Regions from separate parts of the Homo sapiens genome. Here all the other regions are linked to region 1. A link is a loop called in an ENCODE intact Hi-C map of the cell type or tissue named here. Cell type or tissue: endothelial cell of umbilical vein. All regions are shown on one strand. Each heading gives the region's core, and the rest is flanking DNA. Links, peaks and the distances in the headings are about the cores only. Region 1 overlaps AVL9 (AVL9 cell migration associated). Region 2 overlaps AVL9 (AVL9 cell migration associated). Region 3 has its middle 5.1 kb from the start of MIR550A2. Region 4 has its middle 74 kb from the start of MIR550A2. Region 5 has its middle 63 kb from the start of MIR550A2.

What was found. Peaks named below come from ENCODE experiments on the same cell type or tissue, not always from the same donor. Only the 100,000 strongest peaks of a DNase experiment are listed, where the experiment ranks them.
Region 2: a loop joins it to region 1, with 4 times the contacts of the local background. A loop is called at or near these places in 3 of 110 quality-filtered maps.
Region 3: a loop joins it to region 1, with 11 times the contacts of the local background. A loop is called at or near these places in 3 of 110 quality-filtered maps.
Region 4: it touches region 1 in a loop (4-fold over the local background); 4 of 110 quality-filtered maps call a loop at or near these places.
Region 5: it touches region 1 in a loop (2.6-fold over the local background); 6 of 110 quality-filtered maps call a loop at or near these places.

Annotation. Positions count from the first base shown.
Region 1 is chr7:32,584,525-32,590,877 of GRCh38, reverse strand. It overlaps AVL9 (AVL9 cell migration associated), which reads right to left. Exons shown (of 16, transcript NM_015060.3): 16 at 2,152-6,353. It also overlaps the pseudogene DPY19L1P1. Among named protein-coding and RNA genes, the nearest start is that of AVL9, 92 kb to the right of the region's middle. In endothelial cell of umbilical vein, for the core only: no CTCF peak of the experiment used is centred there; DNase peaks (open chromatin) are centred at 1,997, 3,237, 3,857 and 4,417; H3K27ac peaks cover 4,494 bases.
Region 2 is chr7:32,533,575-32,539,927 of GRCh38, reverse strand. The region is part of intron 1 of AVL9 (AVL9 cell migration associated); the gene reads right to left. Among named protein-coding and RNA genes, the nearest start is that of AVL9, 41 kb to the right of the region's middle. In endothelial cell of umbilical vein, for the core only: no CTCF peak of the experiment used is centred there; a DNase peak (open chromatin) is centred at 3,067; H3K27ac peaks cover 514 bases.
Region 3 is chr7:32,724,674-32,731,026 of GRCh38, reverse strand. It overlaps the pseudogene ZNRF2P1. Among named protein-coding and RNA genes, the nearest start is that of MIR550A2, 5.1 kb to the left of the region's middle. RefSeq lists silencers at 2,015-2,064, 2,085-2,724 and an enhancer at 3,045-3,094. In endothelial cell of umbilical vein, for the core only: no CTCF peak of the experiment used is centred there; DNase peaks (open chromatin) are centred at 2,326 and 2,806; H3K4me3 peaks cover 1,430 bases; H3K27ac peaks cover 823 bases.
Region 4 is chr7:32,655,622-32,661,974 of GRCh38, reverse strand. It overlaps the pseudogene DPY19L1P1. Among named protein-coding and RNA genes, the nearest start is that of MIR550A2, 74 kb to the left of the region's middle. In endothelial cell of umbilical vein, for the core only: no CTCF peak of the experiment used is centred there; a DNase peak (open chromatin) is centred at 3,824; H3K27ac peaks cover 908 bases.
Region 5 is chr7:32,666,818-32,673,170 of GRCh38, reverse strand. It overlaps the pseudogene DPY19L1P1. Among named protein-coding and RNA genes, the nearest start is that of MIR550A2, 63 kb to the left of the region's middle. In endothelial cell of umbilical vein, for the core only: no CTCF peak of the experiment used is centred there; a DNase peak (open chromatin) is centred at 2,830; H3K27ac peaks cover 550 bases.

The sequences.
Region 1 (6,353 bases), core at 916-5,915:
TAAGTACTGAATCCAGGTATTTTATTATTTTATTTTTTTGAGACAGAGTCTCATTCTGTTGCCCAAGCTGAAGGGCAGTGGCACAGTCATGGCTCATGGCAGCCTTGACCTCCTGGTTTCAGTGATCCTCTCACCCGAGCCCACCCCCTCATCTCCCGTAGCTGGGACTAGAGGAAGATGCAACCATGCCCAGTTAATTTTTTTTTTTTTTTTTGAGATGGAGTTTTGCTCTTGTCGCCCAGGCTGGAGTGCAATGGCTCAATCTTGGCTCACTGCAATCTCTGCCTCCCGGGTTCAAGCGATTCTCCTGCCTCAGCCTCCCAAGTAGTTGGGATTACAGGCATGCACCACCACGCCCAGCTAATTTTGTATTTTTAGTGGAGACGGGGTTCCTCCATGTTTGTCAGGCTGGTCTCGAACTCCTGACCCCAGGTGATCTACCCACCTTGGCTTCCCAAAGTGCTGGGATTACAGGTGTGAGCCACCGCACCTGGCCTTCAGCTAATTTTTAAATTTTTTGTAGATACGAGGTATCCCTATGTGGCCCAGGCTGGTCTCGAACTCCTGGGCCCAAGCAGTCTTCCTGCCTCAGCCTCCCAAAATATTCAGGATTACAGGTGTGAGCCACTGGCCCCTGAGAATCCAGGTATTAGAAAGGACTCAGAGTAGCCTGGGGAAGACTTTCAGGAGGAAGAGAGGTTGGGCTGGGTCTTTGATTACTGTGTACTACGGGTTCTCTCAATAGTGCTCCTCCAACAACTAGAGGGATGGGAAGGCAACAGCAGCAGCCAAGGTTTCAGTTGGTGAGAGGGCTTGTGGAGGCCAGGGCATCCATGGAGAAGCTACGAAGTTAAGCCAGTTCCTAAGTCAGGCCCTCAGGGTCCGCCGCACAGGAACTAGTGCCTTTTCATGGGTAACGACGTTGTTTAATGGCTAGCAAGTAGTTTCTAACTCTTCGTTATGGAAATTCTCCAACATACACAAACAGAATAGTCTAAGAAGCCCTTATGTACCCATCACTTGCCCTCAGCAATGATCAGCATTTCAGTAAGTGGCTTTCATAATTTTTCTGGGCCTAGCCTACATCTATGTGCTCCAGGAGTGCAGCCCAGTCCAGTGAAATGTTTAAAAACATTTGAGTCTTAATTATGTTATGTTGGGATGTCAGTGGTTCCAAAAGCAGGTGGTTCATGGGATCAAGAACACAGAACACGACCATTCTGATCTTCATGATCATACAAAGTGTCTATGCGTGCCATGTGAGGATCTGTTGATGGTGAAGTTGGACAGGTCAGTCCTGCTGCAGTGGCTTCCCCAACCCTGTGTACATTACCTCAGGCAGAGAGAAGCCCTTCATGAAGGATGGAAAGAACTTTCCTTGGAAAGAACAGGCTCCCTAATCACACTCCTTCCAGATGTTACCAGATTCAATAACTGCAACTCCTGTCCTATCAGAATGAAGGGTAGGCAGCTCTTCCTTGGTGGGTGATAGGGACCCATCACATCCCCACAGGAGAGCTCAGTCTGAGGGGGACATCTGGAAAGGGAAGGAGATGCCTTCCTTTCCCTGAGTAGAGGAAGCTCCACTGTCCTCAAGTTATCCCATCAGCTCCAGGGCTCTCACGGTCCACATCAAAGAACACTGGTAACTCCAGCTTAACCCTGCACCAGCACTCAAGGAAGCACACATTCCCAGGGGGCAAGGAAGTTTGTCACTTCTTCTGTGAAGCACATCCTAAAGCCTGTTTTGTAGAACAGTTGTAAGGGAACCCAGTACATGAACATATACATGAAAATGTGGCAGGAGTCTTCAGTGGCAATATCAAGGGCTATTTTGACACTTATCAGTCCAGGTGCAAAATGGGTTGCTTGGGACAATATCCTAATGAGACATTATCTTGTGACCAGGCTCTGCTTGATACTTTTTGCAGCTCTCTGCACTTAGCATTCCACAGAAGCTAAGGGCCTCTTCCTGCAGAGGTCACTGCCTTGAAAGCTGGGCACCACTGTCAAAGCGATGTCAAAATGAGAGTAAATGAGTCATGAGTCTTTAGTTCATTCTGTGTGGTTTCTTAATAAATGAAGCTGCCGTTTAACTGTGAAGGAGGCCAGAAACCACATGGACAACACACAGGGTACTTCTAGGACAGGTCAAGTCCAACTGTAGGCAGGGTGAACAGGATCATTTTATTCTCATTTATGCTTAAAATAAAGATACAATTCAAGTTTTACAATTCAGTATGATTAGACGTGATTTATAATTTTAACAATTTAAAAAAACAACAGAAATAAAGAACTAGTACAAACTTTAAAACTACCAGAGCAAAGAGAACTACCTTTCTGATCAAAACATGTGCCACAGTTAAACTTCCTTAGAAAACTTTTTAAGTTTTCTCAGCTAAATTTTCTTTAAAAAGGTTTGTGAAAAGCCTTTAATCATAAATATTTAAACTGTTTTTGTAACCACTAAATGCCTTCACCAACTCATTAATCCAATGTTTTCTAAATTCAGGAACCAGTGACCAAGTGGCCTGAAACATGTAAGCCTTGATCTTATTCTTCCAGCTACAAAATACTAATATTTTAAGAAAACAACAAAATATTTTCTAAGCACAGAAGCTTTCTGAAAACTTCAATTACCTTTTCTGGCTCAGTACCTAACTGAAATGTTCAAATGTTCACATTTGCACACACGAAAAAATTTGAGCAGCATACTACGTGGGTGTGAGAACCTGATGAAAAATAAGATTGGAAAAACCCCCTACACTGTGTTCCACTTACATGATTTAAATATATAGTTATCTTTCATATAAGTAAAAAGGTAAACTTTAGAACAGCACAGAAATACAAATGTATTTAGAGTTTTACAAAATATATTCAACCCCTCAGACATGCACAATTTTTTAACTTTGGAGTTACCATACAAGGGAACTAGTTTCCCCTCCTTCATAATGAAAGCAGGAAGTCATGTGTACAAAGTCATTCATATGAAAAGAATAAACATCCACATTCCTTTTCTTTGTCCTTGACAAATATTTATGGAATGCCGGAAATTATGGAAAAACAATTCCAATGTTACGAAGTCCAAAGAACTGGAATGAGAAAACTCCTCACGGCACATTATGCTGCATGGAATGACAATCATCCTCGGGGAATTAGGGCAGCATCTTCTACCACTTTTAAAGGCTACCACGAGACGGGGTGGAAATGCCAAAAATGGCACCTCATCTCTGATCAAAGATTCAGAGCATGCAAGTGTTGATGCCATGAAGAGTCCCAGCCTTCTCCCCACTAAAATACCAGGCAACGCTTAGCAGCTGCTGTCCTAACAGGCTACTTTCTGCAACTGCTGACGCAGGTTAGTTCATGTGGTTAAAGGTCAGAACGCTGGCCCCTTACAGAGCTGAAGTGCTCCCACACTCATCACTGGCTCTGGAGGGAAAAGACCACTAGCTGTAACTTCTACAAAACTTTTTTTCACAAAATGTAAAACAATAACAAAACCTACCTGCCAGGGTGATAATGCCGTAGCGTGACTTTAAAACTTGTAACTAGCAGAGTAAAATTCTAATCCCTTTCTAAAAGAATTCTTATAACCCTTAGCACATGAAATACTGCTCTCAAAATACTTCCATTCAGATTTTAAGCATCTTGTTCCTCAGCCATGCAACAATTTCTCACTTCTCTCTCTTCCTAATTTGTTTTCTCGTTGGCTTTCCAAAGGAAATTATTCTAAAAAACATCAGATGCTTAGTATAGAATTTGGAAAGGAAGATAAGGTTGAGCAAGTTACATCATATGCTCTGGTTTGCTGCCAAAGTATATTGCTGCTGTGTTTCTTAACAGGAAAGTGGACGAGAATTGTTTTAGGGCTGTGCTTGGCGGGGGGTAGTGAATCACTAATGGATTTGGGGAGAGACTGTTCATGCTGGTTATGTGAGCCAACTGCATATGCACAATCATTCTAAGCCTTCTTTGGACATGCAACTATTTCTATTCCACAACTGGTAGTTTTAACTCTCTCTTCCTTACCTACACCATTGTCATTACAATGTCTAGTAGGAATTGAAGTATACCAGGGACATTTTCCAAACACTCTTTTAAGTCACCTGGATAGTGGTGAAGCCACCAGCAAGCCATTGATGTAGTGTGTGTGCCTGGCGCCATCTGAAAAAGGCTGGCTGACCCTGGTTCCCTCACACCTAGGTACAAATACTCAATTCTTAGACACAAAAGCCTTAGCAAGTGTGGCCACCAACACACACACACCTTCACCAGGGCTATGTCAGAAGATGACCTAGTGCTGGTTCCTATGGCTCACAGAGCCAGGGTTTGGAGAGAGGCTGCTGCTTCTATGCTGGCCACTTGGAGCCTAGAATCCAAGCCTGAAGTATGTGTGTGTGTGGGGGGGGGGGGTCACAGGACCAGGGGTGAGGCTTCCTGCCTTTGATTGTGCGAGCTGCCTTGGGGCCCCTGCCAACAATACAACAGCCAGTGTTCCTTGAAAAACTCCACCTCCCAGAACCTGAAGGAAATATAGCTATGGTCTTTTGACCATTTCTATGATGAAAGTTGTATCTTCTGAGATACTTGTTTTATGTTGGAAAGTCAGTAAAGTGACCACTAAGAGTCAAACTCTTAGCTAGAAATGTTAATAGAAAGTCCGATCAAAGTGTATATTCAATGAGGAACAAGTGATATTAAAGCAAAGTTAAACTTCATGTAACTATTTTTATTTCAGTGGATTCCAAAGCATGAGTTGGGCTGCTTTTGAATAGTGGGAGACGGGAGTTTACCCCGATCACAGAAACCATACCAACTGAAAGACAAATCAGCATCTTGCTGGACGACCCCTCACAGAGCTCCTAGATCCTTGAAGTGTGAACTTCAGCAGCTGAGAGGTAACAATTGTACACAAATCACACTATCATGCTCCAACGAATGATGTGGCCCTTATGAAACAAGATGTTAGAATGAATTCTTTATAGTCTCAGCGCAAAAAAGATTCAAGTACTGTTTAAGGTTTTTGTTTGGTACTACTTTCTTCTCTTCAAACAGCATTTCCTGAGGTTAACTTTCTTGGAAGAAGTGGAATTAATGGAGTTCTCACATTCAGCCCTTCAATTTATCATCGCTGAATTCTTGAGTTATGCTCAAATGAGTAATACAATTTGTGTTTAGAAAACACAAAGTGGAAAATTTAGAGACATTTAGATTATGTTTCTATGTTCATTTCAAATGCCTTGGGAGCATTTACTTCTTAAACATTTAGTGAGGAATAAACCAAATATAATCAGGGCCCTCCTTTATTTCCCCAGCAATCTGGGATAGATCATACTCACAATGTATTTCCCAAGTATCCCTTGTTACTAAAAGGCAGTCTGTTCCCCGTAAGTACTCTCTGAGAACAGCCATCCCAGGTATCCTTGAAAAGCAAATGAGAGCTGAGCATGGCAAACACACGAGGTCCAGCTGTGTACAAATCATCAGTAGATGGCACACACATGCATGTATGTGCCTAACATGAAACCAGATATCCTTTCTCAGATGACAGATGTCAAGGCTGCAGTTTTCTTCTCTTGCCTCTTACTTTGCTGAATATAAACTAAGATGAGATTTCTATTTAATACTTACAATCACCTTGCTTTTCTTTTAAGATACTTCTAGAAGGGGGTAGGGATTGATTATAGGAGGACTTTCAGTTAGGGAAGTAGAAGACTAAGTGCTTTGAAAAGCTTTATGAATAAGACTACGAGAAAAGCTGTAGGTCTGCAAACACCCAATAGAAAACTGTTTAAAAAAGAAACAGGCCAGGCGCAGTGGCTCATGCCTGTAGTCCCAGCACTTTGAGAGGCTGAGGCGGGCAGATCACTTGAGGCCAGGAGATCAAGACCAGCCTGGCCAACATGGCAAAACCCCGTCTCTACTAAAAATACAATAATTAGCTGGGCATGGTGGCGCATGTCCATAATCCCAGCTACTTGGGAGGCTGAGGTACAAGAATTGCTTGAACCCGGGAGATGGAGGTTGCAGTGAGCCGAGATGGCACCACTGCACTCCAGCCTGGGCGATAGAGTGAGACCCCGCCCCCCCCCCCCCCCCAAAAAAAAAAAGAGAAACAGATGGCACAAACTCTGGAATAAAAAAAAAGTGCTTGTAAGACTGCAACATGACTGCGGTTGAAAAATAAACACATAGGTCTTCTTTGAAAGTATTGCCCTACAGACACATTCATGTTAAACTGCTTCAGTATCATCGAACCATCACTCTGCTATTTCTCTGCACACCCACCTGCACAGTTATAAAGAGGAGGAAAGCACAGTGATACTCCTTGATGTCTGAAACCAAGTTTT
Region 2 (6,353 bases), core at 606-5,605, 51 kb after region 1:
GAGAGGCAGAGGAATCAGTGAAAAAGATATTTGAAGATGCTATTCCATTGGCTTTAAAGATGGAAGAAAGGGCCATGAAACAAGAAATGCAGGAGACCTTTAGGAGGTGGAAACAGCAAGAAAATCGAGTCTCTCCTGGAGCTTCCAGAAGAAATGGAGCCCAGCCAACACCTTGATTTTAGCCCAGTGAAACCCATTTCGGAATTCTGACCTCAGAACTTTAATAAATTTGTGTTGTTTTAAGGCACTACATTTGTGGTAATTTTTCAGCAGCAAGAGAAAACTAATAAATACTGTTAAATTTTAAAAGCAAGTAGAATATCAGTCAACAGTGTCAGAGGCACCCTAACCAGAGTGACTCCATCTTGAATAAAGGCTGGATAAAGCCAAATCTGCTGTGTTATGTTCCCGGAGACTGGGCACTGTTGGTCACAAGGCATTTATGTTTGAGAGAACAAGTTAATGATGTTAACTAACTGAAGACCCAGGACTTATGGAAATGTCCCAGTACTTTAAGAACAAAAAGCATTCTTAGTTTAAGAATAGGTTTTGCTTTAAAAATATTAGTACACTCATAAATTCTTGCTAAAATCAATAGTAACATAGGAAAGTAACAACACTAACAGCCTGTCACAAGCTGGTCACAAGCACACTTTTCTTTTCCTTTTCTTTTTTTTTGAGATGGAGTTTCGCTCGTTGCCCAGGCTGGAGTGCAATGGCACAATCTCGGCTCACCGCAACCTCTGCCTCTCGGGTTCAAGCGTTTCTGCTGCCTCAGCTGCCCAAGTAGCTGGGACTATAGGCATGCACCACCACGCCCGGCTAATTTTGTATTTTTAGGAGAGACGGGGTTTCTCCATGTTGGTCAGGCTAGTCTCAAACTCCCGACTTTAGGTGATCCGCCCGCCTTGACCTCCCAAAGTGCTGGGATTATAGGCGTGAGCACTGCGCCTGGCCAAAGTACACTTTTCTTAATAACCCATATTAGCATTATATTGAAATGGGTGCACCCTCCTCTTGCTCTCTGAGGATGCCCTATTCTGTAATTCAGTAGTCTGTAGTAAATCATTTTAACTTCACTCTACTCTGTGACTTGCCCTGAATTCTTTCCTGCATGAGAGCCAAGAACCTGCTCTTGGGGTCTTGGACAAAATCCCTTGACTGGTGACTGTAGTATGATTCTGTATATACTGTGATTCCGTTTGTGCAAAAAAAATTTTCTGTAAATGGATTTAAAAAACATGCTTGAAAAGACACTTGAAAATCTATATACACTGCTAGCAGAGGTTTTAACTCTGGAGAGGAGAATGAGGTTGGGGATGGAAGATAAGCGAATACTCCTGTTACTTTAAAAAAAATCGCCACCATTTTGTTTTGAAATTTTCAAACTTACAGAAAGTTAAAAGAATATGAACAACCTAACAAACTTCATCTTTATTTACCAACTGCATTGCTTTTTTTAGCCACACTTGTTCTAGCTGTGTTGTATGTGTACACAAAAACAATTTTCTAAATGATTTCACAGCAAGTGGAGCATACTACCTCTACTTTTAATTATTTTTAAATGGATATGTATTGCTTTTAGGATTAAAAATAAATAAATAAATAAGACAATCACAAGCAGTTCTTAACTTCTGAAGGAAATCTTATTTCCATCCTATAATCTTGGAGTTAAGGGCAGGTGTAGAAATCTATCTTCTGTTCTGAAGATTTAGTTAACAGGTTGCCATTGGCCAGAAGTTTAATTAATATCTGAAGCTATGCTATGCTTAACATATTCTCCGAATTCGCAACTCTACTGAAGGAAGATCAGTTTTAGATGGTTCTAGCTGAAACTGAAGACGCAGTTGACTCAAAACTGTCATAAATAGAAGTGTGGATACTACATGTATTCCAAGAATTCCATGGGTAAAATTAAGGCTGTTCTAGCCTGACTTGGGCCCAGAGTATTTACAACATTGTTTCTTTGGGAAAGTGTTCAGAATTTCAAACAGCCAACTTTTAGAACACAACTCTTTCATAAATTGCAGACTGCCTGTACTGTGTTGGCAGCTTTCTATAATTCTCTTCTCCTGCTGGTAGATTTTCTACCAACGAATACTTCCATTTGGAAACTGCTGAAATTGCTAATCAAGTTCAAAACTGTTTATTAAAACTCCTTTCTGGCCGGGTGCAGTGGCTCACACCTGTAATTCCAGCACTTTGGGGGACCGAGGCAGGCAGATCACGAGGTCAGGAGATCAAGACCATCCTGGCCAACATGGTGAAACCCTGTCTCTACTGACAATACAAAAAATATTAGCTGGGTGTGGTGGCAGGCGCCTGTAGTCCCAACTACTCAGGAGGCTGAGGCAGGAGAATCACTTGAACTCAGGTGGTGGTGGTTGCAGTGAGCCGAGATGGCGCCACTGCACTCCAGCCTGGGCAACAGAGAGACTCTGTCTAAAAAAAAAAAAAAAAAAAAAAAAACTCCTTTCTAATGGATATATATTATTTCATTATTTTAATATCAATCCTCTATTGTTGAGTTTTTCTAGTTTTTTAAAACATTATACTACTGCAAACTTTTCAGAATATTCAAATGTGATATAATTAAAAATACATATATTTGGTCCTTGTCCCTCATTCCTGGAACAAAACTCCTAACATCCTTGGAATTTCCTGAGTAATAGGAGCATCTTTTGTTATTCATAATAAGCCCCAATCAATCATACTTGAGTTTATGCTAAGGTGACTCTAGTGGTAGGAGGACCTAGATAGCTTCATGACAGAGGCTGATCACCGGAAAGACCAAGCCTTGATTAAAGGGATGGAACTTTCAGCCATACCCCTTGACCTCCCAGGAACGGTGTTGGAGATTGAATTCTATCACCAATGGCCAATGGTTTAGTCAATCACGCCTATGTAATGAAACCTCCATAAAAACCCCTAAACAATGGGATTCAGTGAGTTCCTGGGTTGTTGAACACATCAAAGTGCTGGGAGGGCAGCATGCTAAAGATGGCATGGAAACTCCCTGACCCACCAACCAACACCTTGCCTTATTCATCTCTTCCATCTGGTTGTTCCTGAATTGTGTCCTTTAATAATAAACCAGTGAATGCAAGCGAAGAGTTTTCCTGAGTTTTATGAGTCATTCTGGCAAATTATCAAACCTCAGAGAAGGTTATGGGAAGCCCTGAATTGGTAGCAAAGTCAGACAGAGGTGGGGTGGCCTGGGGACCCAGGACTTGTGATTGGTGCCTGAAGTGAGGGCAGTTTTGTGGGACTGAGTGAGCCCTTACAGAGTTTGATGTTAACTGAGTAATGTCACAATATGACTGAATTGTAGAATGCCCAGTTGCTATCTGATAATCCCTAATTATCAGAGATTAAGCATGAAAAAAAAAAGAATGTTATTTCCAAATTGATGGTATATTTAAATCTTAAATTGTATGTTTTTCATGTTTTAAATACTGACTGAATATCTGTCCCCTTTCTATATATCCAAATTAATCCACACAGACACAAAATTTCATGGCACAGAGGCTAAAGAGGAATTCTCTTGGAAGTTAACATGAGACTCTTAAATACTCAGTTGAATCAAGACAATTTAAATAGTAATGCCAATTAAACTAACCAGCACCACAGAAGTGATGATAAGTGTAGTAGGCTGCCTCACTGCACAGCTCCAGGGAGAACCACAGACATTGTCATTTACATGAATGGCTCTCCCTGCAATTGTGTCGTGAAGTACATATAGCTGTACATGGCAGCCCTAAGTATATGTAAAAAAACCACAGACGAAAACCAATGTTAAGTACCCAGATATATCAGTCCTCATACTGCTATGAAAAAACACCTGAGACTGGGTAATTTATAAAGGAAAGGTTTAATTAACTCACAGTTCTGTAATGCTAGGGAGGAAACCTCAGGAAACTTATAATCATGGCGGAAGGCAAAGGAGAAGCAGGCACCTGCTTCACAGGGCAGTGGAATGGAGTGAGTGCAAGCAGGGGAAATGCCAGATATTTATAAAACCATCAGATCTCATGAGATTCATTCACTATCAAGAGAAATGCATGGGGGAAACTGCCCCCATGATCCAATTACCTCTACCTGGTCCTGCCATTGACACGTGGGGATTATGGGGAATATAATTCAAGATGAGATTCTGGGTGGGGACACAGCCAAACCATATCACCAGAAATTGAGAAACACTTATTCTCATCCAGTAGGGTTATTATTAAATAGTGAAATTTAATGGCCCCAAATCTAAATCAAATTTGGGGATCAAAATAGAGTCTGCCAAGATAAATTTAACAGTTTATTTGAGCAAAGAACAATTCACCAGTCACGTAACCTTCAGAACAAGAAGTTGAGAGAGCTCATCTCTGCAATGTGGGTAGTGAGTATTTTGGGATGGGTAAAAGGCTGAAGAAAGCAGAAATAAGGAACAAAAAGTAAATCAGTAGTTTCAAAGTTACTTTCCTTTTAAGGGTTAAAGCAGAGGAGACTCCCTTATCATGCCAGCTAAAACTAGCCTGTTTGGGGATTTGACTTTTGTTTCTCTTTCTCCTGATTTCTCAGGTCAGATAACTTAGATTGGTGACGTCGAACTTTAGCAGGAGGGACCTCTAACTTGGTTTGGTCTGTTGGAGCTGATGAAGGAGCTCAGTGGAAACCAATGGTCTCCAAAGATTTTATTTACATTTCCATAAGGCGGAGGGAGCCAACTGTAGAGTTCAGGACATGACACCCCAAAATATGTCTGTAGGACACCAGTATATGCCATTCCAAATATGCCTCTTTGGCACAGGATTACTTTAAACTGATTATTTTGGGAAACAGACACAGGAGAAGCTCTGAAAACAGTAAAAGTTGTATTTTTGTAAGAGAAATTTATTTTATAAAGAATATCTACATTTGTAAGAGTGTCTTCCTTTCTGTACCAGGAAGAGAAGGATGACTAAATCACTGGAAACTTTCATTTATTTGTTTGAGACAGGATCTGGCTCTGTTGCCCAGGCTGGAGTGCATTGATGTGATCTCGGCTCACTGCAACCTCCACCTTCCAGTTTCAAGCGATTCTCCTGCCTCAGCCTCCCGAGTAGCTGGGATTACTGGTGCCTGCCACCACACCTGGCTAATTTTTATATTTTTTTCAGTAGAGATGAGGTTTTCACCATGTTGGCCAGGCTGGTCTCGAACTCCTGACCTGAAGTGATCCACCTGCCTTGGCCTCCCTAAGTGCTGGGATTAAAGGCCTAAATCACTGGAAACTCTTATCAACACAAAAAGCACAAGTTCAATCTGCATAACAAACCTCACTTTTGTTTACCCTGCACTTCTTCACCAGGTAGTCTTAACAGAGAATGAGGGTTGTCTGGCCTACACCCTTCATTCTTTGTGTTGGGGAATGAAGTGTGTAAGTCTGAAGTTGAAGCCACCTCTTTGAGATCTACTCTTGAGATTTTCTCATTTCTGAGTTATCTCCCATGTATTCACAAGGTAATCATGTTAATAAACTTCTGTTTGCTTTTCTCTTAAAAAAAAAAAAGATGTCTGGTAGGGCATTAATACATGCAATGCATAAAAAATGTATCAAATATCCCCAGAAAGGCTGCTACTAAATCACACAAATTTCAAATATGACTTTGTATGTAACCAATATTCATGTGGCCAAATCTATTTTGATTCTAATTTTTAGATTTACAAGATTACTAAGGGAGAAGAGGAGGGAAAAATAAGACAATAGCTGATTTCTAAAAAGTAAAAGCTGACTCTGATCACAAGGAATAAAAAAGCAATTTTTCTAAATGCTAAATGAACTATGCAAGAAAGGGTGACATGTTTGTCCTCCAGTAATAAAAATTACCATGCTTTGTCATAGTTTATAAACCAAATTGGTGTCCTCTAGTCAGATTCCATTTACTTTGTCCTCAGAAAAAAAGACTGAGAAAACAAGAAAACTACAAAAACAAAGTAACATAGTACCCTAGTGTGAACTCTGAGTACTTCAGGAATACCCTCTGTTCACTTTTTAACAATGCACTATGTTCCACTGCCAGAGAACCATACGGCAAATAGAAGCCACACTGCCAAACTATTAGCACACACATTAACCACATCCATGGACCCTACGTATATCAACGGCTTACAGAAGGAAGGAGAGTGCTTCACAACTGCTCTGCCTCTTTGCTTCCTTTCTCGGTATCTCAGAGATTTTTTCTTTTCACTCAGAAGCACAAAGTATTTATTTTCTTAATAGTCATAATATTTTAGGCAGCAAAGTCAAAGCTCTGTCATGTTTTCTGCTTAAAACAAAAGAAAACGAAAAAGCCCTGGGCATCAGACATGTTTTCTTCTCAGTT
Region 3 (6,353 bases), core at 421-5,420, 140 kb before region 1:
GAATGATACATAACTAAAACCGTCCTAAATGCACTGGTGCTGAAAGTTAAAATTCATTGCACACTACGGCACAATTGTCTCCAGAAAGCCGGGTGAGAAAGGCTGCTATAAGTTCCTCAGAAAGTGTCACTGTACTACTAGGCCCCAGTCACCCAACCCCAACAGCACTAAAAGAACTATAATGAGTGCACAAATCTAGAACTTAGATAAGAAAAAAGATAAATGCTTTATCTCCAACTTTAAGCAACTAGGTATTTTTACTTACTAGGAATAGCATGGGGCTCAACTGTCTCTTGCTCTGAATAGAATGCATTTACTTAACAAAATAAACCCATAGAACTATAATGTTTCTCAAAGGGAATGATCAGCTCTTAGAAAGTGAATTTTTAAAAATCAGCATATTAAATATTAACTTGACAAGGCTTTTCCTATTGACCCTTCTTTAGCAAACAAATATTCATCTTTTGATAACTGCTAAATGCAAATTTTCACTTTAAAAAGATAAATATTAAAAACCAGTTTGCTCTTCATTTTCGCAGTAATCACCAATTCTCAGAAACTGCCTTTTATATTCTTCAGTGCGGACTACAGCAACTTCAACTGCTGTGTTAGTTGTGATCAAATCACTTTAAAGACACCAGTGGAGTTCTTTTACTCAAAAGCTAATGACTTTTAAAAATGGCCCAATTTTAAGAGGGATGAATATTTTTAAGAAGCAAAAATTACTTTAAAACAAGGTAGCTAATTAAAAGTCAAGCGTCGTTCCATATTGAATGTACAAAGCGTTACTAAAAAGATGGGAAAAACTAAACATGACATTCCTATTTTTAATTTATGCTGGCGTGTGTGCTGATAGCACAGAACATCACAACAGATAAATTACTACGTATTCCACTTTACTAAGTCTCCACTCACAGTTCCTACGTTTACAAATATGTAAGTAAAAGAGGCACAAAAATGTAGGGGATGGTGTTTTCGTTGCTCATCTGTGCTCAGTTGCGAATTCTTCTAATATCAGATACATAATGCGATGAAATGGGAATGCTTATCTTCTATACTTCTATTTATTTTCATAAAGCGGGAAGGGGAGGTGGTCTTGATTCATTTAATATTAGCGTTTTGCAATAAAGTAGAGCAGCATAAAACATAACTGAAGAATTCATTTTCCCCAGGATAATGCACCCTTCCTCCTGTTTCTACAGTAAAGCACATCATTTTGCTATTAAAAATGTCCATTTTTCACAACTGACTTTTCCTTAACTCTAGTCAACACTGCTCTTCAAAAGAACCTAGCCAATTACTGTACCTTGTAGGCAGAGTTGCAAAATTTTTACTTCCCTAAGAAACTTTTCCATTTTTTAAATGCTTTCCAAATTAAGCAGGACTCACATTAACTGTGATCTTAAGTAGCAGTTTAGTGAGGTTTGAAAACAAACTTTTCATTAACGCATTCATCCAATTAAAGTGACATAGTAAGTGGGACTACTGACACAGATTTAAGGATTACAGCTTTATATTAAAAGTCGGTCCAAAGATGGTAACTCAGAGTTCATTTGAGACCCTCTGACTTTTGGCTTTTAAAAATTGTGCCCCACTCGAGTCCCCAGATAGAACTACATTTAGCAACCGTCTCCTCCTGACTTCCTGGTACTAAAAGCCACAACCACAAGGGCTATTTCGTGGGTTTGCTGTAAAACAACATTTGCTCCAGTCAACTCACTGGAAAATAGACTATCTCTACTGAGTACCCGCTGAGGTGTGGGTGCTCACGATGTTTAAAAACAAAACCACGTGTCTACGCGGCAGCGACACCGCAGGTGTTACGTGCCGGGTTTCTTCCCAGGATGGAGACCGGCGCGGGCTGGGCCGGGAAGCAGCCCCTGGCGGGCTGGGCCGGGAAGCAGCCCCCGGCGCCCCGGCGGAAGGAGAAAAGGAGAACGGTAAAAATAGCCGGCGGCCACGGCCCACGTGCAGCCGCGGGAGAACCGAGCGCGGGCGCGTGGAGAGGGGTCCGTACCTCCAAACATGCGCGGTGAGAGGTGAGCTGGTAAGGAGCCGATCACCAGGCGCGGCCCGCCGGGGCTCCCGCCCACCGGCCGGTGCTGGCCGCCGCCGCCGCCATCCTCAGGGCTGCTGTGCACCGAGTCCTGCGAGTCCTGCGGACCGCTGCTGCTGTTCGGGATGCTGAAGGAGGACTGCGCCGCGCGGGCCCCCGACGCCACGCCCCCCAGGAAACAGCTGCGCGGGGCTGCCGGGGCCACCGCGGCGCCGCCCGAGGCGCTGGGCTGGTGAGCGCTGGGCACCTGAGCCGGGAACCTCCCCGCGGCGGCGGCCCCCCGGCCCCCAGCCCTGGTCCCGGTCCCATTGGCCACTCCGCTGCTACTGGAAGGTAGATCCGAGCCGAGTACGCGCGCGTGCGCCGTTAGCGGCGGCCAGGCCGCTCTGCCTGGCGCTCCTGTCCGCCCTGCTCCGGACCGGGCCGCGCGCTGTGCCCCGAGAGCCAAGAGGGTAGGAGCGAACGCGGGAGCTAGAGGGCAGGGCCGAGGCGCCGCGGCCGGCCCAGAGAGGCCCCCGCACGTCCAGGGCCGCCGCTCGGCGCCCCGAGGGGCAGTCGGCGCCCGGCGCGCTCTTCTCGGGGCGGTGGGCAAGGCTGGCGGCCTGACGCGGGCGCGGGAGACGAGGAGACGCGGAGAGGAAGGTGTCCCGGCTGCAGGCACCCCTCGCTGGCTCCAGCAGGAAGGGGCGACTCAGGTGGCCGTGCGACTGCCGCTGGTTTCGGTGCGCCATGACGGGCCGCTGCCGCTTTCTGCCGTCGCGCTTGGCGCCCCGGGCCTCCCCACCGCCTCCTCTCCGGCGGCCGCTGTTACCGCCGCCATCCTCCGGCTCCCACGGCGACTGGCGGCTGAGTGGGAGGCGCCCGCCCAGACTCCGCCGGAGCCACCTTCCCTCCTCCCCCAGCCACCCAGCCGTTATTAACGGAGAAAGAGGAAAAACGGGTGGCGCGCGAGGGGAGGACGAAGAATGAGAGGGAGGGAGGGGTGGCCCGCGCTTCCCGGCAACCGTGGCTTCGCTCCCCCGCAACCGTGGCTTCGCTCCCCCTGCGAGATTAATTTCACAGGGGATTAATTTCTCATTTACAAATAAAAATGTAAGTTTAGAACAGAATGTTTTAAAAAGGTAAAAGCATTCACTGCATACTATATGCCAGCACTATACTTAGGACATACAGGACATATACGACTGTATATGTGAGCGCTTATCTCACTTCTCTTGTAGAATGGTTATTATTAAACTTATTTGAGAGGTGAAGTGATTGACAGCCGTTGAAGGATTACTTGAGACCATGGAAACTATAACTTGCAGAGTCAGAATTTGAGTTCAATTCTGATATCAAAGCTATGCTTTTCCTACTATGTTAACCTGCCTAATAAAACTACGCTTCTGAGACGAGGAAAGATGTTTCTGATGTTTAGTGATGTATATTACATTAACGTTGATAATATGATCTCATTAGGTAGTATTGAATAACTCTAATTTCATGTTTTAAATGCCTAGGGGGAGGACTGGAAAGATAATCACCAACTTTTTTTTTTTTTTTGAGTTGGAGTTTCGCTCTTGTGGCCCAGGCCAGAGTGCAGTCCTGTGATCTTGGCTCACTGCAGCCTCTGCCTTCCGATTTCCAGCCTCTGCCTTCCGATTTCAGGTGATTCTCCTGCCTCAACCTTCTGAGTAGCTGGCATCACAGGCGCCTGCCACCACGCCCAGCTAATTTTTGTATTTTTAGTAGAGATGGGGTTTCACTGTGTTGGCCAGGCTGGTCTCGAACTCCTGACGTCATGACCCGCCCGCCTTGGCCTCCCAAAGTGCTGGGATTACAGGCGTGAGCCACCGCACCAATCACCAAAATATTAAAAATGGTTAGCTCTAAGAGGTGCTTACTTTCTCTTTTCAACTCTTTATTTTTTGACATTCTCCCCCCAGTGATTTCACATTAGTTTCCCAGAATGTATAGTGTTATTTTTAAAAAACCTCTGAGACATGAACATTCTGTTGGAAATTTTTTTCTGTTATTTTTTCTTTGTCTTTGAACTTTTAAAAATAGCTTGCAGTTTGGAAACAATTGGTCAATTAAATCTTCTGCTTGATTAAAATTGTAATGGGTACAGGTGCTATTATTCCATTCTGTTCCAGTTTTTATAATATATTTTATATATTTTATGAAGGAATAAATTCAAGGATCTAAATGAAGTGAATTATGAAATGTTTCTATAAATCTTTGTATTTTTCTATTAATCACCGTATTTTAATTATATACTTTTATATTGACTTACTATTATTTATATTACAGAATTGGCTATCACATATATAATATTTTTCTATATAGAGGCATAATGTGTAATTTTGAAGTGACTGATTCCTAAGTGAAATGATCTAAATAAATTTGTCAGAATTTATAATGTCTAAGGCAACCATCACAAAATGGTATTTTGGAAAGATTATTATTATGAAGAGAATATATTTTCCTCCATTATCTCTTTGTTTTTATCTTTTTAAAGGTAATCATAGCCTCCTGGTGTCGCACATCCATGGGAATAATGAATTTATTTGGACTAGAAACTAAGACCTGCTGGAATGTCACCAGAATAGAACCTCTTAATGAAGTTCAAAGCTGTGAAGGCATGTTTCTTCCAAAAATGCTGTCATTTGTAAACATTCATAAACATTTAATAATATTATGATTCACTTTTAAGAATTATTGTAAAATACTGTTGTTGATTTAAAAAAAAATTAGAACTGGCTCACCTCAATGAGTATTTTACGTTTTAAAGTAGTTTTCTGAGAAGGCTGTGTACTTACAAATTTGAGTATAAATTTTGGAATTTGAGTATTAACATATCCCATTGTAAGGCAATCTTGACTATAAGTTAGTCTTCTGTTTCAGAATGCGAAGATACAGAAAGATGTTTTTTGGGGTAGCTTCAATATATAAATTTTGAGGATAGATTAAACAGTCAAATATCTATTTGTAATAGCTAATGTATAAATTTAATTATGCATACATATTTAAAAATCGGATATGCAATAATAGATTGATTTAGAAACATTACTTTTTTATATATGCTCATAGTATTAATAAAACTCTTCCTATTTATCTTCCACATTGGTTTCTTTGTCAAAGAACCACTTTTGGAGTCATCCAACAGCTTTCCAGGATACATAGTGGTCACTTCCATTTAAGATGTTTGCATTTCAGCACTTTTATAATTCAAATATGGTGCTGTCCCTTGAGACTTGTTGAGAGCCACATGTATCTCTTTTTATAACACTAACACTGTTGTTTTTTCTGCATTTCTTCAAATTCTTAACAACATGACTTATTATATTTTATGAATAAATTTTTAGACTTGTTTGTAACAACATTCAACTCTTGGAATATAAACTAAATCTATTTTCCTTACATTTTTTACTGATTGCCTCAGTAAAAATAGAATTGATGAGGATGTTTGAGGGGCAATTATATTTTTTTGTGTACAATGTAAAGGATTGGAGAAAATGCCTCATAAAATGAGATACTTTGCAATGATTCAATCAGCTAGAAGGTGTGACCCTGTCTGAGTGGTGAAAATGATCACCTAAATATGGTATTAATTACCTTCCCAATAAGTGATAAGTTACTGTTTGGCACTTGGGACACAGAGATGAACCAGCTAGACATGGGGCCTTACCCTCATAGAGTTTATGCTGTAAGGGGTCTGTTAGCAGTTACAACTGTGAGGGATACTACAAATAAGAAAATAAGATTACCAACATGAGGAGTAAGAGGATAAGTATTTTAAGAATAGGGAATAACATATTCAAATATCCTGAAGCAAGAGGGAACTGAAAGAAGGCTAGAATTCCTGGAAATGATGGAGAAGAAAAATGATGTGAAATGGTGCTGGGAATATAAGCGAGGATCAGATCATGAAAGGCGTGCACTGGTGAAGGATTTTATACTTTATCCATTGAAGAATTTTAACAGAGTTTCATTTTAAAACATTATTTAATCAATGGTATGGAAAGAATATTAGTAAAGGGACAAAAGTAGGTTCAGGGAGGCCAGGTAGAAGACTATTATATTCTCAGCAAGTGATTGCAGGAAAGATAATGTGGATATGCAGGAAAGATAATGTGGATAATGTGGGTTTGAGAGAGATTTTGGAAGTAGAATGGACAAGACCCTGTCTTGGTAATTGTTTGGTAAGAGAGGGGAAGGTGAGTGAAGAATCATGTGAAACAGTTTGGTTTCTAGCTTAAGTAACTGAGCTTTGAATGGTAGGAAACATTTGAACAGTAGCAGGTTTGTATTGTTA
Region 4 (6,353 bases), core at 934-5,933, 71 kb before region 1:
TCAGGTACCCTTTCACTCTCTTTCATGGACAAGCCTTGGTCCTTGGCACCATGGGTGAATTGAGGAGTTCACAATCTAATAAATGAAAACTTCTGTTAGAACTGGCAGATAGAGAGTTAAATTAAAGGCGTTAATGACTTGCTTGAAACAGACTGGAAACGACCAAGCTGAGAACTTTTCTCACCCTTCCTGATTCTTATCCTTATTCCTCATCTTTCTTTCCTATCTCTTTCCTTAGTAACCAGTGAATCCCCCCTCCCCCTGCCACCATGAGTATAGGGGAAGGTTCTCAGCTCTGAACCAGGCCTGCTTGGCATTTCTTCATTGGGCCAGGAAGATGCTCAAGCCTTCAATCTCCAACTTAAGATTGGAAATTATCTTAATTTGGTTATTTCCAAATTTTTCTCCATTTTCTCTTTCTTAAGCATTTATACAACAATAAGAAAACTTAACTCGTAAGAGTTATTTAATATAGTTTTGAATGAACTCTGATTACTTTTTTCTCTTCAAAAGTTTAACTTTGGATGGTTCATCATTTTTGTAAATAGAGATAAAAATCTCAATGATTAATGAAACCTATCAAAACTTGATAATTGATTTAAATCTATACAACTATAGTAGGTAGGAAAGAAGAGAATTATAGCATTCTTAAATTTTAGAACTGTAAAGTATTTTTAGGTCCTTTTTAGCTTTATTTTTTATTATCCCCTCATTTTATGTCTAAGAAAAATCAAGGTTTAGGTGAATGAGATGTATGAGTAAATGTGGTAAATGTTTAGCAAGCTTAGAATGTTTTAAAATTTGCACAATAGGAGCTTTCATATTTTCTGACAGTTGGTGGTAATATTGCAGGAGAGACTTTTTTTTTTTTTAACCACTAGGGAATGCTGAAATGTCAACTGATCAACTATAATGGGAAAAATTTTTTTTAAAATTTTAGGTATTCTGATTGCTGCATCTTTTCTGTTTAGCAAAATAACAGGACTTACTTAGTAGCCTGTATGCATTGGGGTGAGAGGGTGGACGTCGAGAACACTAGTTTAGATTTGTTTCAAGTCATATCATTTCACAGTGATTCTAACTCAGAACATTCCTTGTAGATAAACAAATTTTATTCTCCTCCTCTAGCTTTGCAGTTCTCAAAAGTGTACTAGAAAAAATCTGCCTCTTATGTTAGTTAAGCAAAGCTGAGCCCATATTCATGGAAGATGTTGGACCATAACCTGTATTTTAGTAATTTGGTGAAAAAGGAATGTAGTTACAGTGGCTCTGCCCTCAGGAAATTGTCCAACCTCAGAGCCTCCCAGGTTGTATGGCAGCTGAGTGAGGGTGTGCGACTTCTTAGGCAAACCTCGTCCTGAGATTTGGTTAGGGAATTGGATTTGTGAGTCTTTTGTTCTTTCTCTACCTTTACTCTGCCATTTAGAAAATTAAAGTTATTAAATTTCCATTTTTATTCCTCGTTCCAGAGAATTTTTAAACGGAAATTTTACATTAAATTCCCCGTGTCATTTTTTAAAAAACTCATCTTTCTTGTGTTTTAGGTTGTTTTAGCTTCTAATCAGAGAATGAGGTGCCTTTGCAACTAGATGTCCCAGTGACATAAGAAAATGATGTGTAATCTCTGTATAGTCACAATATTGAGCTTGTTGATTATCTCCTTCAGATCCCTAATATGTTTCCTTTAGCTTACTTGACCTGTCAGATTATGAAAGAATTAAAATTTTCCACTGTGATCAGATTTTATCATGTTCTCTTTGTATTTCTAGAAGTTTAACTTGGTACTTGACTCTTACATTGGTTGTCCAAAAAAAAATTTATTATTTTTTGAGATAGTTTCACTCTGTCACCCGGGCTGGAGTGCCGTGGCGCAATCTCAGCTTATTGTAGCCTCCGCCTTCCTGGTTCAAACGATTCTTGACTCTCAGCCTCCTGAGTAGCTAGGACTACAGTCATGCGCCACCACATGGCTAATTTTTTTTTTTTTTTGTAGAGACAGTGTTTCATCATGTTGGGCAGGCTGGTCTCGAACTCCTGGCCTCAAGTGATCCACCCGACTTGGCCTCCCAAAGTGCTGAGATTACAGTACAGGCATGAGCCACCGTGGCTGGCCCCAAAAATTTTTATTTAAAGGAATACAATTAGAATTGAGTAAATGGAAAGAAATATACTGTGCAACTGAATGACCATCATATAAATGACAGCCCTTCCCAACCCAAATTATATATAAATTTAATGTCATTCTGATCAGAAGCCTGACAATTTTTTCTTGGGTTGGGGAGCAGGGTTGGGAGACTGGTTCAGATGTTATATGTAAGAATAAGTTGGTAGGAATTACCTAAAAAATCTTAAAAATAAGAGTAGTTGGGGGTGGGGAGCTTTTTAAAATCATGTGTTAAAATTACCATAATGCTACAGTAATAAAAATAGTGTGATACAAAAAAATAAAGAATTCAGTCAGTTGAATGAAATAGAACAGAGTCTATCATTGTAAGGAATTAATATAAGACAAAGGCTGAATTTCATTTCACTGGTAAAAGGGATGTTTACGTGATAAATGATTTTAATATAATTGGGTATTTCAAAGAGTTCAAAATTAGGGTGGAAGAGCTAAGTGGAAAATGCAGTTAATAATATTAGAAGAAATTTTAGGAGACTATAGTTTTGAGGTGTGGAAGACCTTCAGAGACAAGACAGAAAGTGCAGAAGAAATAAAGGAAAATATCAACATATTTAAATACATAAAAGTTTAAAAATTCTTTCTGACAGAATACACAACAAATTATATCAAAATACTTTGTCACACATATGTGTTAACTTAAAATAATCAAAAGGATCAGAATCTAAATAGCGTTTATTCAAGCACAAAGTGTGAGGGTAGACCACTCAGGAACACCAACTCCAAAGGAATGAAGTCAGCCTTTGGAAGTAGGGAAATTTAGGTTTCATTTATATGGGCAGAGACAGAGACATTTTTAGCAGGAATACAACATTATTCATACGGATTGGCACATAGTCACAGCAGTTTGATTGGTTATAGGTGGTATTTCTTTTGGGGAAGGGTACATTTAACTTTTTTTTTAAACAGAGGGTATAATAATGACAGGTTTTCTATAGTCTGATCTAAGCAAAGTAAAACAACACAGGGAAAGTTAATCTTTAACAGGGGTTATTAACTACAAAGGCAGGCTCACACCTGTAGTTTCAGCTACTCTGGAGGCTGAGGCAGGAGGATTGCTGAATCCCATGAGTTCGAGGCTGCAGTGAGCCATGATTGTGCCACTCTACCCTAGCTTGGGTGACAAAGTGAGACCCGGTCTCTGGGAAAAAAAAAAGGCAGGAAGTTTTTGTGCCTGACAGTGTTTAATTCTGTAGTCATTGTACTGAACAAGAAAAATAAGAAAGCAAGTTAATCTATAATCTGAGAATGGAAGTTGTAACCATATGTGACTCAGATCACAGTTACATCTTTCTGAAGGCTTAAAGTGGTTGTTTTTTTGGACAGCTTTTAAATGTTATTTTCACATTTGACAGTCAAAGGTTTGATAACCTTAATTTTTAAGTAGGGAAATAGTCTAATAGAAAAATAGACAAGAATATGAATAAGCAGTTCACGGAAGAGAAAATACATGTTGTCAAAACAAAACACTAAAATGATGCTGCATACAAGTAGGCAGTGAGAAAAGGGTTTTCACCTGCCTAAGGACAAAATTTTGAAAAACACATGAGGTGCTGCACGAGGGGTGGAGAAATGACCTCCTGCATACTCTGTGACGAGGGTGTGGACTGCTGCAGTGCTTCCGGGCACAGCTCACATCCTTTGACTCATGTGTCTCACAGTTAGATCCCTCCTGAAACAAATGCGCCAGCATTTACACGTACGAGGATGTTTACTTTCACCATTTTTTATTATAGCAAGAAATTGAAAAATATTTATATGCCCAGTAATATGGAATGGGCTAAATAAATATATTTGTACTATACAGTATTTGCCATCTATAAAAAGAATCCCTTTAACTTTACATATATTGATTAGGAATAATCTTTATGCTGAATAATTAGAAAAGGAACAAATTTTAGATGTTAATATGATCACACAGAAAATATATGTTTGTGCGGTTAGAGAGAGAGATTTGGAAGAATAGACACATACTAAAATGTTCTTAGGTGAATAGGATTGGGAGAGGGTAGCAAGAGAAAATCACATTTTTTTCCCTATAAACTATATTTTTTGTCTTGTTAGAGTAAGTTCAAAACACTAAAGTGTATTTATTTGTTTTCTAAACCATTAACTCTGTCTTAACCTTTCTAATGTCTAATCACTTGTGATGAAGCCTGGGCCTAGCCTGTGTGCTTCTCTTTTGAAGATGTGGTACACCTTTCAGGAGAGAACCCTGGCGTCCACTTCCTAGCCTGTACTGCTTTCTAAGCTCCTCTATCTGATGCTCTCATTTCAGTGATCCATCACTTCAGACACTTTCTGGCCAATGTCCTCAGTTTCTTTGCCCCTTTATATTTCATTTGTGCTTTCTAGGCTGATAATTGGTAGGCAAAAATCACACAATCTTATGATTAGTGACCCTATAGATTTGTGTTCTGCAGCCTCAGTTGTTCCCCTAAGATATCCCAGCAGCACTGTGTTTTCCCCAGTTACCACTCTCCTGAAATGTGAGTGGTGTTTCAGACATTTCTGTCTTTCCTCAAACGTTTAATGCTGCCATCGTTTCTCTCTAGCAGCGAGTGGCTGTGTCTTCTGCTCTGTGGGGAACATGGAAACTCCACAAAGTACTTGCCACTAAATATGCAGTCTTCCTCCTCTTTTGCCAAGGCAAACAGGCCACCTGTGCTGGGGTCCCAGCCCTACCTGTCTCCTGGATACTCCCTACGTGGATTATCCCTGCTGGCCATTGCATCTCTTCCTCTTTTCCTCATTCATACATCACAAGAGTAAATACAAGGCCTTTGATGCCTATACCATCTGGTTCTTTGTTTCCTCTCTGACCTCTCTGTGGTATACTTATAGATAGAGAAATAGAAGGAAGGTAGATAGAGGAAAAGAAGGAAGGATATTTGGGTAGAATAATAAGAAAGCAGCATGAGCTAAAATGAGTAAGAAGACTTCAAGAGTAAAGATGCAGAACATGATGAAATAAACCTAAAGATAGCCTTATGTCCCCTACCCAGACCTGGGGGACAGTAGGGAACATATTTCACTCTTACCTGAGCAAATGAAGGTTAATTGTTAGAACTACTAGATTGCACCATTGTAATTTCTTATCTAGAGTTATAAGCCTGATTGTCATACTTTGATATTTGTGTTCTATTCCAGTTTTTGAAAACAAATGAAACATAAAACTTCATAAACTGGTATTTCTCAAGTGTATTCTGCAGAAAAGTAGCTTGGGGATGGGATTTGGGAAATATGAAATTAAATCTTTAATGTGTGGAAGTGCCTTGTGAATTTCTAGGAGCAGGTAGGCAGTGTGGGGTTTTCCATCCTCATGACCGTGGATCCCTTTCCTTGCACGTCTTTCTCACCCTTTTTCCTAATGTATGTCATCTGTCCCAAGGAAAGCAGTTTGAGAAATGTTGAAGGACATAAATAAATATGAGGTTATAAAGAAAATAAAAAGAAAAATCAGGTTGCATGATGTACAGCAATGTGACTAGTAAGAATTTTTTATTCCCTTTCAGTTTGCGTGCTTTTCTGAGTCTATACATATTGAAGATAGCAAATGATTTTTTAAAAATGAAAAAAGATTATTTTGACTAATACTTTGGAGGAAATAAACTATTTTATAAATAAGCATAGGAGAGTTCTAGTGTGACTAAAATCTTTTATAATACCAGAGGTTATGATGTTATGCCATTTTAACATTTTTCTTAGGATTGACCTGGATTTTTGTTATTTATGTTTTCTTCTTTTCCAGTGGCAGCCGATTAGGAGGCCTGGTTACAGTGTTGTGCTTCTTTTTCAGTCATGGAGAGGTAGGTAATCAAAAACTATTCTCAGAATTACTCCTGGAAATGCAGTTTTCTTCTTTAAATTTAATCTATAATGGCATTCTTTAAATGTTTAATCTTATTATTTTGATTCAAAATTTAAACACTAGCATTCATTTAAGTTAACTTTTCATGACCGTTATACTTCTTATGTGATATAAGGCTTAGGCTTAGTAATTTGATGAAATAGTGGGTCTGTATCAACTGTATCAATTCTTTTTTTTTTTTTTTTTTTTTTTTGAGGCAGTGTCTCTTTTTGTTGCCCAGTCTGGAGTGCAGTGGTAGGTCGTAGCTCACTGCAGCCTCAAACTCCTGGGGTCAGGTGATCCTCCTGCCTCAGAATCAGCTTC
Region 5 (6,353 bases), core at 708-5,707, 83 kb before region 1:
TACAAAGTAAATAATATCATCTACCAGACTAGTAAGGATAGATACTACTTAGAGAAACTTCCATTTGCTGTGTGTATGTATATACACACACACACACACACACACACATATGTATGTGTGCTGAGTTGTGTAAAGTCTTCTTACTGTAGTTTTGGTGTAAAAAAGTCTGTAGACTACTGCTTAAGGTGGCATGAGGGCAGCTTTTACCTTAGAGCATTTGGGTCTTTCCAGATGGCTGTCTCTGGTTCTTCCAGTGTCAGTGGCTATAGCTTGTTTCACTCTGCCCACTTGACTGCTTTGTGCTTTAGCTGGCCCCTTCTGTGTTACCCAACTCTTGGACCCCATGGTGGTCTGCACTAGCAGCACATGTTTTCATTTTTCCAGCTTTCCTTTTGCTGTTTGTGGGCTTTTTCTTAACCCGGAACCATCTCTTTAGCTCTATTCAAAGGCATCCTAAACTGAAGGTTCTTCCCACAATTGATCCTGATGTATATTATTTTGAATAGAGTCTCTTATCACTTCTTTTCTATCAGTGTTTTTCATTGCATTTTTGTATGTTTTTTGACCTGAAGTACATTTAGAGGTTTCAAATTACTAGTTAGTTCTTAATATTTTCTTCCTTGATGGTTAGTCACCCTTGTAATTTTATGAGAGGGATAAAGCTGCAGACTTCTTAAAATATGGGTTAAAAATAAAGAGGAGGATATCTAAAGTTGTTTTTAGGATTGAAAAAATAAATTGTATTATATACTGAGAAATAAAAGTTGAGATTTGTCTAGCAGATTAGAAATTTGCGGGCAGATTGACTGTGACATCTTAAATTCAGAAGTATATTTGTTTTGAAATAATATACATGTAAGTTTTTAGAAGCCATGTAAGCCAGTCCATTTCACCAGAAATAGAAGAAGGGAAAATAGAAAACAGCCAAATGATGAATGGAGCCAGGCTGCCAAGCTCTAACTTGAGAAGATGAAGTGAGATCTGTTTTGCAAACACAGCCTACTCATGGTATAATTCTTTTTCTGGAATTCTCAGTATTTTAGTATTTTTTTAAAAATACTCATTGTTAATTATTTTTTGAAGCTGTATTGATATATACTTACCGTTATTTATTTCATAAGATACCCTGATATTTCTTAGCCACAGACTAACAGTTTCTGAAGGCCAGTTTCTTAAGACCCAATGTGTAGAAATCTCTGTTCTGCAAGTAAGAAGGAGCATTGGTTGTTGGGCAGTTCGAACTTTCCCCATAGTTTCTTCTGGAGGAAATTCATATATGCTTAAGTTTCCCTTATTGATAAATATAAAAAACTTTTGGCGTTGGACTCTAAGGCAGATACCAAGCAGGTGATTCTAAAGCTTTTCTTTGTACTTTAGTGTGATTTTAGTATTATTTTGGAATTCGAGGTTAGCTAGGTTATGGTGCATTGTTGAGGAAGAATAGATTGGATAGTGTATTAAGCTGTTAAATAATGTATATGTTTAACAGTTCTCTGGAAAAATACATATGTATATAAAGTTTATATATTATAAATTTGTGTATTATAAATTTTACTGCTATGTAAGGATGAGTACAAACAATAACAGGGTTTCTGAGCAGGAGTTTTTTTCTTTCTCTTTTGAAAAGGGTGCCAAAAATACTGACTAGCTGAAATAAAAGAGGGAGTACAATACTGGGATACAGAGGCCTGGTGGGATCAGAGAAACATCGAAAAAAGTGCCTTTGTTTAAGGCTCATTCCTTTGTAGGTGTTAGATTTATCCCTACTGGCTGCCAGTTCTTCTTTGCCCGTCGCTGTCCTTCAGGCTTGCTTTCCTGGTTCCTTCCCATCTGCCTCAGAATGTGTTCATCCCTTACCTCCCCTCTCACATGACAAAATTAAGACAAAACTTTTTTTTTTTTTTGGATACGAAGTCTCGCTCTGTTGCCCAGGCTGGAGTGCAATGGTGCCATCATGGCTTACTGCATTTTCCGCTTCCCGGGTTCAAGCAATTCTCTTGTCTCAGCCTCCTGAGTATCTGGGATTACAGGCGTGCACCACCACACCCAGCTAATTTTTTTTTTTTTTTTTTTTTTTTTAGTAGAGGCAGGGTTTTACCATTTTGGTCAGGCTGGTCTCAAACTCTTGACCTTAGGTGATCCACCCACCTCGGCCTCGCAAAATGTTGGGATTACAGGCGTGAGCCACTGCGCCCGGCCAACAAAACTTTTTAACTGGACTTCCCTTGGGTCCCTTTGCTATTCCCATCTAGTCTCCCACCCCTTCCTCCTCTCCCCAGCAGCGAGGCCCTGGTCCCATTCACCACTCCCACTGCTCTGCTTGTGCAGCTGCTTACTTAGCAGCCCTGCCTTTGATTGCTTGATTTGTTTTGAATCTTAGGATGGTGAAATGATGCATGAAACCACCCAGGGTTTTCACAGACCAGGGCTGTGACTGGCCAGAGAGGACTCTGGTGCTGTCTTTTTGAACTTCATTTTCTTTGTAGCGTTCTCCCCTGATTACTGCTGCCTCTGTCTTCAGAGTTCCTACTACTCTCCTTAAAACTGGAGCTGAAGGATAGACAAAAATTCCTTTCCCTAAGGTAAGAGAAATGTCTTAGAATTATAAAAGTACTTAAGTTGATTTTTAGATCTTATGTTAGAATCTTTGAGTTCTTTCCCATTCAGTATCCTATCCGAGGTTGCCCCCAAAATACCTCATTAGCTTTTTAGACTCTTTAGCCTTTGATTCCATCTAGATCAAGTGCCGTCAGAGGAGGTCTTCTGGAGAAAACAGTGGGCAGTGAGTGTGGCTGATGAGTCATCCTGGGGCAGACAGAACAATGCCCCTGTGGAGTGTCTCATTATTGACTGATAGCTGCCCAGTCACTGCTGCCTACTTGGACTTTGGTTTATTGTACCGCATGCAATACTTTTACTGGAACTTTTAAATTATCCCTTCAGTTTATGTTGAGGCTCTTGTCAGAAACAGCTGTGTGAAATTCCTTACTTTATTTTATGCATTGTTATCATATGAGTGTATTATCTGTGACCCAGTAAATAAATAACTAGTAAAAAAAATACTTTTTTATGTGTAAAATGTTACGACTATGGAATTGTGTAAAATCTTTATATACATTTTTAAAGATTAGTAAAATGAATACTTACATACCCATGACACAGATTAAAAAAATAAATAAATTATCAGAGCTTTCATACCCTTAAAATTCCTTCTTAATGCATTCTCTTTCCTTCCCTCAACCCTCAGAGGAAATGGCATCCTAACTTTTGGACCAATGTTTTCCTTGTTTTTCTTTATGATTATGCCACTCATGTGTATATATTAAATATGGTGTGTTTAGTTTTGAAAAACTGAGTATCAGGCACAAACCTAGCTGCTTAAGGGGAGGACACTATTGCCCTTGTTAGATGAAAGTTCCCAGAAGAAGAGAATTTCTGAGTCATGGTCTTTAGGTTCCCTGAGGGAACTTTCTGAGGCTGTCAGGAGCACAGCTGAGCTAGGGGAGGGAGCTGAGCTGCCAGGTATTGGAGTGGCTGGTTAAAGCGACAAGGCAAAAGTGAGAATTAAGCCTTTAATCATTTACTGTAATGGTATAAGTGAGATGTGACGATCAGGATGTCTCACCCCCATCAAAAGGGAACAAAAGGCTCCTGCAGTTTATGGTTCTTGAGGTGGTGGGGCAAAGGAGAAGGGCCAGGAGCCAAAGAGTGCAGAGTCTGAGTCAGAGTGGGGAGCAACCTCTTCAAGGAGCCCCTCTCTGCCAGCAGAGAATGGGACCAGGAAATAAAGGTGCCTGGGCTAGGAAGGCAAATATAAGAAGAGCTTTATCACCCAGAAATGGCTGAGTCATTGACTGCAACTCCCCTGAGAGACTACAGTACGCTGGCTCTGCACCAAGCCTGGTGTGTGAAGGTCTTCTTTTCCCTGTGAGGCCTGCCAGGCAAAGCCTTGCATATGGCCAGGCCTGAGAAATCCCATATAGATTTTCAACCAGGAGCCTGATTCCTAAAGACATCAGTAGGCAAGGTCATGAGCTAGTCCTGGGATAAATGTGGGACTCAGTTGGTAGGGACATCTGGCAGAAATGTAGTAGCCAGGTACTGAATATCCAGCAGAAATATCATGAGGGGAAGAGCTGTTCCCTCTTTCTAAATTCACCACTGTTTACCCTGGCTCTCTGGAGCATATCAAAGCAGAACAACTTCTGTGAGTGACATAAGTGTCTTTAACTGATGCCAGCAGTAAAGCATTTGGAGCCAAGATAAAATACAGACAAGAATCTGGTCCAGGCTCATCCAGGCTCACACAAATAAAATGTGGAGATTTTGGGCATGAGTCAGTAAGTACTTGGTTCTGGACTGGCTACCTTCCATGGTTTGTGTACATCTGTCCTCTTGGCATCTCATTGGGATTTCCTTGACTGCTCTCCCCTGTTGGATCTCCTGTGCCCTTATCCTGTTTGTTCTTCTTTCTTGGTTTATTTTCTCACTTTGGTAGACTTCATCTTCTAGTAAGTAGGTCTTGAGAGTAGATAGCTGGGAGGTAAACATTTATGAAACTTTGCATATTTGAAAATGTCTTTATTTGCTTTCGTATTTGGTTCACTGTTTGGCCAAGTATTGAACTCTAGACTTGAAAACATTGTCGGTTGCTTCAGATGGTGCCATTCAGATGTTCCGAAGTTATTTGGGTTTCTAAACCTTTGTATGTGACCTTTGCTTCCCCTTCCTCTCTCTGGAAGATTGTAGAATATCTTCTTTGTCTCTATGGTTCTGAAATTTCAGAGCAATACCATCTCAGTGTAGATCTGCTTTCATGTGTTCTCTTAGACACTTGATGGGTTGTTTCAGTCTTGTAACTCATGCCTTTGATTTCTGGGAATTTTCTTGAATTATTTCTATACTTATTTCATTCCCTTTGTTTTCTGATTCAGAACTTTTATTGTTTGGATGTTCATAGTTCCCAGTCCTCTAATTTTATTTTATTTTCTTTTTTTCCCCCCATTTTTAAGCTCTTTGGCTTTGTTTTACATTCTAGAACATTTTATCAGCCTTATTTTTTCCAGCTGTTCTAATGAGTTTTTATTTTTCATTGTCATGCTTTTAATTTCCAAGTAGTTTTGTTTGTTCTATAAACATTCCTTTCTAAAAAATAGTATTTTATTTTTGTTTCATGGATTCAACACATTTTCTCTCTAAGGGTATTAATGATGTTTTTACCCTCCCAGAATAATCTTGGCATCTTCTAGCTTGTGTTTTTTTGTTTGTTTGTTTGTTTGTTTTGAGCCGGAGTCTCACTCTGTTACCAGGCTGGAGTGCAATCGCATGATCTCGGCTCACTGCAACCTTCGCCCCCTGGGTTCAAGCAATTTTCTCTTGCCTCAGCCTCCCAAGTAGCTGGGACTACAGGCACGCGCCACCACGCCCAGCCAATTTTTGTATTTTTTAGTTGAGATGGGGTTTCACCATGTTGGCCAGGATTGTCTCAATCTCTTGACCTGGTGATCCACTCGCCTCAGCCTCACAAAGTGCTGGGATTACAGGTCTGAGCCACCGTGCCCAGCCTAGCTTGTTTTTTTAAACATCTTTTGGTCTCTACCTTCCATGTTAGGTGCTTTCCTTAGATGTCTGGCAAACTTAGGCTGTCATGATTAAGGCTAGAAGACCGAAAAAAGCTGTATAGAAGCTCTAAATTGTGGGTGGAATCTATTAAGGTTGAGTTCTTATATAATTTGAATAAATGATGTGAGCAGAACTTAGAGTGACTGCCAGTTCTTTGGTTTGCCTTTAGATGTAAAAGAAAATATAAAGTAACAGAGGTCTTTTAGGGTTGTAAAAGGGAGGTGCAGTGTTTTATTAGGTTAACTAAAATGGAAGATTATAGACAATTTTTAAAGAAGTGATTGAGTAGAGGGGAGAACACCTAAATGAGTTTAAGAGACTCTGTCTTCTATGTGAGAATGGAATAAGGTAGTGTTTGCAAAGGACCCAGAAGAATGCTTGCCTTCCAAAATATTTTTTGATTGAATAAATTCATAATTAATAAAATATTGAAAGAAAAACTTAGCTTATGGTTGCCATATATGAAAGGCACAATAAAAATATATTATCTATCACATAAGCTTTACTAGCATTTACCAATTTAGGAAGTATTTTTCCAGTGGACTCATTCTGAAGCTTTCCCTCTGCAGATTCCAATCTTTCTTGAAGACTGTTGTTGATTGGAGAAATTCAGTATGTGTAAAATGCTTATGTGTGAGACTGTAGTCTAAGCTCTTTACAATCAGAAACTCATTTAATCCATATGGTTACCAGATGAGATAGGTAAACCACTTTATAGATGAGGAAACTGA